2 separate regions of the Mus musculus genome follow, and region 2 is linked to region 1. The links are chromatin loops, found by intact Hi-C in ENCODE. Cell type or tissue: heart. All regions are shown on one strand. Each heading gives the region's core, and the rest is flanking DNA. Links, peaks and the distances in the headings are about the cores only. Region 1 has its middle 15 kb from the start of Gm35936. Region 2 overlaps Adamts3 (a disintegrin-like and metallopeptidase (reprolysin type) with thrombospondin type 1 motif, 3).

The links. Peaks named below come from ENCODE experiments on the same cell type or tissue, not always from the same donor. Only the 100,000 strongest peaks of a DNase experiment are listed, where the experiment ranks them.
Region 2: a loop joins it to region 1, with 6 times the contacts of the local background. A loop is called at or near these places in 5 of 42 quality-filtered maps.

What each region holds. Positions count from the first base shown.
Region 1 is chr5:90,176,058-90,180,461 of GRCm38, forward strand. No RefSeq gene overlaps it. Among named protein-coding and RNA genes, the nearest start is that of Gm35936, 15 kb to the right of the region's middle. In heart, for the core only: no CTCF peak of the experiment used is centred there; a DNase peak (open chromatin) is centred at 2,304.
Region 2 is chr5:89,725,651-89,730,054 of GRCm38, forward strand. The region is part of intron 4 of Adamts3 (a disintegrin-like and metallopeptidase (reprolysin type) with thrombospondin type 1 motif, 3); the gene reads right to left. Among named protein-coding and RNA genes, the nearest start is that of Gm25758, 100 kb to the right of the region's middle. In heart, for the core only: no CTCF peak of the experiment used is centred there; no DNase peak of the experiment used is centred there.

The sequences.
Region 1 (4,404 bases), core at 123-4,122:
ACAAAGGCACTGAGATGATAAACTCTAATAACCCCCTCCTCCCTTCATAGCTGCTGGTGGACCCGGGGTTTTTAAGCAAGAAGTATTGACTTCGTTCTTTCTTTAGACACTTCACAAACTTAAACTGTACTGGAGATCAGGTCACCCCGGACAAAAGCAAGATCCCTGGATCAGAGCTGCTCCTATAACTACAACTGTCCCCAGTGGCTCAGGGCCAACCTCCTCATAGGCTACAGTCTGAGCTGTCTTCTATGCCTAGAAGCCCATAAAAAGTTCTCCATTTTTTCATCCCTAACCCCTTGACACCCACAAAATAAAGTTCTAGATTAAAAAAAAAATCTTCCATAATGACTGGCAACCACAAACCATGACTAATAGTCGTCCCATTAGATTATAATTGAGGTAAACAATTATTATCAACAAGTGAAATGTTGATATATCATAATACTTTTTTTTTTAGTGATACTCTATATAATCCAGGCTGGCATTGAACTCATGATCTTCCTGCCTCTGAACTTACAGAACCCTACCATAATGTTCCTTGTCAATGTTGAGGAAGCATACCTCGCCTGTGTTTGTGGTGACACTGGTGTAACCAAACTGCTGTACTACCAGCTGTGTAAAGAACTATTTCTGTTACCAGAAGAAATTACCAACTAGTTCAATCCTCTAACCATTCAACTCTCTCCGTGAAAACAGACGGGTATTAAACACTTCCTTCTCAGATGTGCCTAGCTCTCTACAAATTTCACTCCCTGCTCTACTCTGAGGTAAAGGGAAAAACTGGACAACAACCTCTTCAGACCCAGAATCTACTGTATTACCTAGTTTTTTCATCACAGTGATCAAAACTTAAGAGAGGAGGGGTCTATTGTGCTTCACAGTTTAGAGGAATACAGTCTCTCACAGTGGGTAAGGAACAGCGGAAGGAGCAGCTCACAGCCATGGCTGTGGGAACCTGGTAGACTGGAGGCAGAGACGGGGTCAAGCCAATACTTGGTTGGCTTTCTCCTTCCTCTCATTTTGATTCAATCCAGGATCACAGTTCATAGGATGGTACTGCCCACATTCAGGGCGGGTTGTTGTTTTGTTTTGTTTTGTTTTGTTTTTTCCTCCCCTGTTAAAGCCTTTTGGACACACCCTCAAAGGCAATTAGTAATGCCCTGTGTGATTCTTGATATAATCAAGGTAGCAATCAAAATTAACCATCCCACCAACATGTGGAAGCTGGCACACACGGAAGATTCAAGGTCCTTGTGTAATGTATATGAAGAGTCCTATAACTAGTTTACAGAAGAATGTGTACTTAACATATGAAATATAACCTTGCTCATATTTTTACGCTTAGGAGAACCACTGTGCTGAAGAAAAATGTCTTCACCTAGTGGAACAGGGTTATGTTCAGATGAAGTTAAATAAAGCAAGTTACAAGATATAATACCCCATCTGCTGGGGTTCTCTAGGGGAACAGACTCAATAGTATGAATACATACTAAAGGAGATTTACTGGACTGGCTTACACAACACAGTCTGAGTAGTCAAACATCAGTCTCACACTGGAGAGGCTGAGAATCTGGTCGTTTCCAGTCCCTGTGGCTGGATATCTCAGCAGTCACAATCTTTTACCAAAGGCCTGGGAGATTCTTTGAAAGCCGCTAGTCTTCAGTCTACATTAGAAGCTAAGTTGCTACCAGAAATTATCACCTATGTTTTGAGCTGATCTTTCTGGTTCATATAATCCAATCAAGAAAATCCTTCCCTGACGTTTCCAGCAGCTTGCCTGTTAGTTGATTTCAGGTCCTGTCAAGGTGACAACCAAGAGCAACATCCTAATATGCAAACGTCATATCACCCTAAGGTTGGTGACAACCATTCACGTTCTGTAAATGTGCCTCCAGGTTGGTGTTGAGATCAGCAGGGTCATAAGCAAAGACAGTCAGTCAGAACTCAGAGTCTTACAGCAACTTGGAATCCATAAGTAAATAATCCACAAGGATAACTAAGCTTTGTTATTCTCAGATCTAGAGCTCCTCACAGATCACCAGCAACGACCAGGAATCCAACTCGCATGCAAAAGTAAAGTCTTTCTTCAAGCTCAAGTGCAGACCCTCCAGCCTCTCCAGCACAATGGACAGTGTGGAAGGTCCTGAGCTGGTACAAGCCTTGCCTTTTTATCATAGTAGCAGAGTGAGGGACTTTCTAACATGGCAGTTACAGGATTGGTTGACATTTGGTTGGTGCACTTCTATTGTCTAGTAATGACTTCAGCTTGGTATGAACAATGGTTGCCAGCTTAGTCAATCTATTTTAAGACACTAAATACTCTCCCTTTAAGAACTGATTGGTTGTTGCTAGGAGTAGAGTGGCTATTTCCCTGCAAAATTGTGATTGTTACCAGGGCAACATGGCTCCTGGAAAAAGTTGGGGATTCTTCCAGTATCTAAGTTCATTCAGAGAGCAAGTTAATTATAAAATGGAGTCTGAAAGCAAACTGGAGTTGGTATGTTAAGCTGAGCCCTTGAAGCTGGGCCCTTCAGCTATATTGGTCTCTGATTCTTGATCTTATAGATAACAAATACCAGATAGAAATTTATACTTAGGCTTAGAAATGACTGTAAGATGTATAAAATATGTAGTCACAAAATAGCTTAAAAATTGGGGGCTGGCGAGATGGCTCCGTGGTTAAGAGCACTGACTGCTCTTCTGAAGGTCCTGAGTTCAAATCCCAGCAACCACATAGTGGCTCACAACCATCCGTAATGAGATCTGATGCCCTCTTCTGGTGTGTCTGAAGACAGCTACAGTGTACTTATGTATAATAAATAAATAAATAAATCTTTAAAAAAAAAAAAAAAAAGAATTAAGCCAAAGGTGCCTGTGGGGGGGGGGGGGAGGTGAGAAGAAGCAATTTGTCCCTTTTTTCAGAGTAAAGGCCAAAAACTTAAGAATGCCCAGCCCTACTTACACTATAGCCATGGCTTGCCTCCTTCATTTCCTCAGATATGCCCTTTCTTTGCATAGTTTGTAGGGGCATTCCCTGCTACCCTGAATTTTCTTTCCCAAGTTGTACACAGGACTACCCCATTATCCCCTTAGTGACATTGTTTGCTTCTTTTTACTTCTTATACAAGCTTCCTCTGCTAGAACAAAAGTCAAGAGCAGAGACCTTCTCCTAGTGATTCATAAATCATTCCCACACACCTAGTCACCTAGTACAGGGCCATGCTTCCTAGAGTCCTGTTCATGATGCGCTTCAGTGAGCTACAGAAAAGGCTCAGAGTAGGAGAGGAACTGGTCAGACACAGGGCTTCTATCCTGGCTTTATCCAGATACCCACCACATGCCGTGCCCCTTCTCCCCTGCCTCCACCAGGAAAGATACCCACCACATGCCGTGCTCCCTTCTCCCCTGCCTCGACGTACCAGGAAAGATAAACACTCTGAGGCCAGCCAGTCACAGAGCAAGTTCCAGAGAGAGAGAGAGAGAGAGAGAGAGAGAGAGAGAGAGAGAGAGAGAGAGAGAGAGAGAGAAACTTCTATGCAAACAAGTATGTCCTGCCTTCTCAAGTATCTGTAAAACGTATCCTTCTTTAAATACCACCCACAACACAGCAAGTATCCGTGAGCACACCACAAAGAGAGTTGTAGCCATGTCTACTGCTGCATTGCTTACAATAGGCAAGATATCAAGCCAACCTTCATGCCCATCAACAGATGGATGGATAAAGAAAATGTGGAATGTGTACACATGGAATTTTATGGATTTTTTTATCAATAAATTCATGGCACTTTCGCAAAACAGTGAAGGCAATTGAAAATCACCTTGCTAAAGGGAAGGAGCCAGACTGGGGAAGACAAATGCCACATCTTGCCTCATATGTAGAAACTTAATTTAAAAGTGTGTGTGTGTGTGTGTGTGTGTGTGTGTGTGTGTGTGTGTGTGTGTTTCCATGAGTGTTTATAGATCATGAAACTTAAAGAGGATCACAGAATGCAGAAAATATTCTCTAGGGAGGTAAATAGAGCAATGGAATAGAAGTAGTAGGAAAGCTAAAGTAGGGACTGAGGGAAGAAAGAGCAAGTGGACAGACAGGACAGACAGCAAACAGTAGAGGGAAGGGGACTGACTGAGGACAAAGCACAGTAACACACATGCACAACACCCAATACCTTGTATTGTAACCTAAATATTAAAAGAAGAGTGAAACCATAATATTTTCAGGAAAATAGGCAGAACTGGAGATCACATCATGTTAAGTGAAACAAGCCAGACCCAGAAAGACAAAGACTTCGGGTTCTCTCTCATATGAGGAATGTAGATGCAAATTTACATTTGTGTGTGTACATATGTGACATGAAAGTTGAAATAGGAGCCGGGCATGGTGGTGCATGCCTTTAATCCCAG
Region 2 (4,404 bases), core at 90-4,089, 450 kb before region 1:
GCAGAGGATGGCCTAGTTGGTCATCAATGGGAGGAGAGGTCCTAGGTCCTGTGAAGGATCCCAGTATAGGGGAATGCCAGGACCAGGAAGCAGGAATGAGAGGGTTAGGGAGCAGGGGGAAAGGGGGAAGGGATTTTCAGAGGGGAAACCAGGAAAGGGGATAACATTTGAAATGTAAATAAAAAAAATCTAATAAAAAAAAGAAAATTAAGTGGGAACTGATTTGGAAGCCTCCCCACTGCCAGCTAGATTTCACTGTGACAGAAGGTGCTATGTAGGCTTCTGGTGGAGAAAAGGCATCAATGAGCTTACCTAGTAAGGAACCATATGAAGTATAATAATGATCTTCCAGGCGACTTGTACACATTAGTACAATAGTGGTACAGCTGTTATGGCCGAAACCATTTACTCTGTGCTTGAATATAAGGACTGTGCTCCACAAAAGAGAATTTATACCTTGCAATGTAAACCCTGTCAAAAACCAATTGATGAGGAGGCCTTGGGCCCTGGGGGAGGTAACGTAATACTACTGTTCACCTAAATGGATATGACACCAAGCTACCTTCTAATTATTATGTTTATACTCATAGATAAGCACTACTCTCAGCATTACTCACATAAGCTTCTCTTTGCAATGAATAGTGAATTCAGAGACATATGATTGGTCAGGATACTGAACATAAAAGATGGTTGAGTGCTTAGCACTAAAGAAGACACTTATACCATCCTCTCTAAGGCTCAGGAAACATTATGGAAGAATGGGTGGAAAGAATTTAAGATCTGGGAAATGGGATGAAAGGCTGTGAAATGCGACTTCTGGACATGACACAGCCAGTGCAATCATAATCTCACAGTAGTTGTGACTGCCTGCATAAGTCTGAGCACATATATGATGCATAACCGTTGATAGAACAAATGGCCGATTTTTAGTATGGTAGACAGAGAATAATGGATGTAGTTCTTTCATATTAAATAATTTATGCCACAGTGCTTATTTCATATTTAGAACTTGGTGTTCATCTTGATCATGTGTTGGAGTAGATTGTCAGACTGGATGTGGCTAATATAAATAGGACACCACACACACACACACACACACACACACACACACACTTATTTTTGTTAGGGCTGAGGTATAGGAAGTAGTATTCACATAGTAAATGTTAGTGTGAGGGCAGTTGGAGCTACCCTGAACAGTAGAATTGATGAGGCTAATGGCCAAAAGTGTTCCACAACAAGGAACTTTACATCAATGATGTGTTCTCAGAATATCAAATGATAAGTTCTTTTTTTTTTCTTTTGGAAAAATTCATTTTTCCTTTTGGGGAACAGTAAAATTTTGGAACTTATCTTGACACACATTATTGGATATATTAATATATTAAACACATTTTGATTCCAAACTTTTGTTCACACACTAGTTTGCTGTCAGTAATGTATTATTTTACAAAAAAACATAACTACTTTTCTCTGTATTTTCTGGAGTGAATTTTTAGGCAACATACAATTGAACAATTCAGGCATAACGTACAGCAATTTTTAATGTTAAATGAAGATTTTTTTTTCTGTACTGAAGTACAATTTTGAACTTACTAAATATGGTATATTGTATGTTACTACTCACTCTGAACACTTAGTCTTAAATGGTTGACATATTTTATGCCTACTCATAGTCACCAGAAATCAAAGTGTGCTTATTAGTCAACTTGTTTCTCTCCTCAGAAGTCCCTATTGTCTGAAAGGAGACAGCTAATGTTGGGAAGGTGTATGTTTTGACTGAGTTCAGATACAAACAGCTGCAGGGTCAAGACAAGAGCCACCTTGTGTCCGAGATGGTGACAGGATCCTGTGCACATTATCTAGTTGCTGGCTCCAAAAAGCAGAATGCCCATTTTATCTGAGACAAAAATAAGCTCCACTAAACATCCCCATCGGCATTGTGATTATGGGGTACATATTACTTAAGCTATGCTAACGAAACTTGAATAGAAGCACTGCTTGCACATTGCCGACTAGCACAGAGGCCCACACAAGCTTCTACGGAAGGATTTCCCAAAGGCTTGGCAGAGGAACGTGATTAGATTCTGCAGCTGCACTCCTGCAGTCCTTTATGTTACCAAAGCATGGTATCAGGAGCTGGCGGGGGAACCTCAGAATGATGGCAGGTACCAAGGTTGGTGGTGTGGTTACAGAGAAGGAATATGGTCATTTTATGAGTCTAGGGTTACACAAGAACACTGGAACAACTCCAGATCAAACTAATAAAAGAGTAACAATCCTGTTATCAGGTTTAGGCTATCTTCCTGATTGCTTTAAAAAAAATATGCCTCAGAGTCTAATCCTAACACATGTAACACTTCCCATATAATTGTTGCCTACATTTCTCCTACACCATTTGCTCTGTGGGAATGCAAGTTACATTTCATTCAGATAATGTGAATGGTAAAAAAAAAAAAATCTAAATAAATAAATAGCCTAAATAAATCACATTACCTTTCCTTATGGTGACATAAAGAAATAGGAATGAAACATATTGTTTTGCAGTAGTAATAAGAAACACAGAGTGAGTCTATATAGAAATTTGGCATTCCTCATGAATGGAATACTATGTTAAAAATGAAGTCACTAGAATATCACGAGCTGCTTTTCCAAGAGTAAGTGGAGAGCCCAAGATCAGAGCCAAAAATAGATGTAAAATCCAACAGATGTCCCCTGCTAACATCAGAGTCGGAGGAAAGTCAACTTTGTCACATGAAGCCGTTAGTATTACCAGATAGTGATCTTTCCACAAACATCTTGTTTTTCATAGGGAAAGTGTCATTCCTAATAAGGTATAGTGCCAGTCTCCAAATGTATGAGGGTGCTATTGTACCAAGATATCACATACTACTGTGAAATGCCATTACCAGCAGGGAAACTGTATAACGATAGTTCAAAACCTGTATGTAGGCCAACATATGATGTCAATTCTACAGTTGCATAAAAGAATTTCTGCTTTAAAAAATATACTCTGCTTCCCTTTAATGAATATGACTGTCCAAGTCCCCCATCCCCAAAGTTTTAACTGTGAACAGTCCGTGTTTGCATTTGTTTCACTGTTACTACCCACCTTCAAGGTATAATGGACAGCATCTTTACATAGAGATTCTCTCATTGAAGTGGCAAATACAATAATGCTTGCATGGTTTGGTTTTTATACTCATTTAGCAAACAAAAATTTAAAAGTCACTTCAATATCCAAACCATAAATTGAGTTTAATGAAAAGTCATTGCGTGTCAGTTAGATTTTTTTTTCAGTTATCATTAATTTTAAAGTCCCTCTTTTCTTGAAACATTGTAAGCAGTGTGGAATTCTATTAGTTATATGGCAGAGAGGTTCAGAAAAGGGGGGTTCCTAGGTAATTTTGTCAGTAGATTATCAAGGACCCAGATCTTTCCATGTTTCTATATCCTGTACTATTTATGTATAATCTTCCTTGCCAGGTTAATTCCCTTTTAGAAGAGTGTCATCAATTCTAAAGTCAGAGTCAAGTCCAGCAGACTGCTCTTCCCTATGTGTCTTGGAGAAGGTAAGAAGGTTGACCAGAAGTTTTAGGCATAGTTAACTGTTTCAATGGCCAGAATTCAGCCTACACACAGTTAAAACCATCTCTGCTTGATAAGAATAGGTACTTCAGTCTATCTCTGGCAAAGGAGGAAAAAAAAAAAAAATCCAGCCTCGTGCCTGGGCCAGGCTTCCCTGCAGCATATGCTTAGATATGGGAGGCACCATATGCAAGAAAGAGGACAGGGCAATGGACCGAACAGGAAATCCACTGGGTCAGATTTTCTTTTCAGAACCTGTACTTCCTTTACCTTCTACCAGTTCTCTTATTCACAGTTTGCATTTGTACACTGTATGTTTAATTTCGTGGACTGTGGCATGTTTACCTAGATTCAGTTTTGCATTCCTTTGTCTCCTCGGTATCCTCAGAAAGTCAGTCCTTCACTGGTGAGTGCCTGTAGGTTTTTATCACTGTGTTGTATTCACCCAAGTGGCTGCCATTTCTATGCATTCTAAATGCCATGCACATAAACAATGCATCATCATCTTAGCCATCCCTAACCTCCCCCCTTGGGTTCCTCAGCATTCCCTATAAAGTTAAGTGTAAGGTAAATGATAGCTTTACATTTGCCCTAATATCACAAGGAACAGAGTTCATGCTGAAAATAGATTCATTATTTTTCTGAGATTCAACATGAAATGAAAACAGCATATTGTTATCTGCTGATCCAGCAACTCGAGGTGTGAGGACACTTTCTCACACCAGTGCATCCCGTCACACAGACTGAGTCACCCTTCCTCACTCCACCCCTCTAGGTCTGTTCAGTTTAATGAACTGCTAAACAACTCCCTCATTTCCC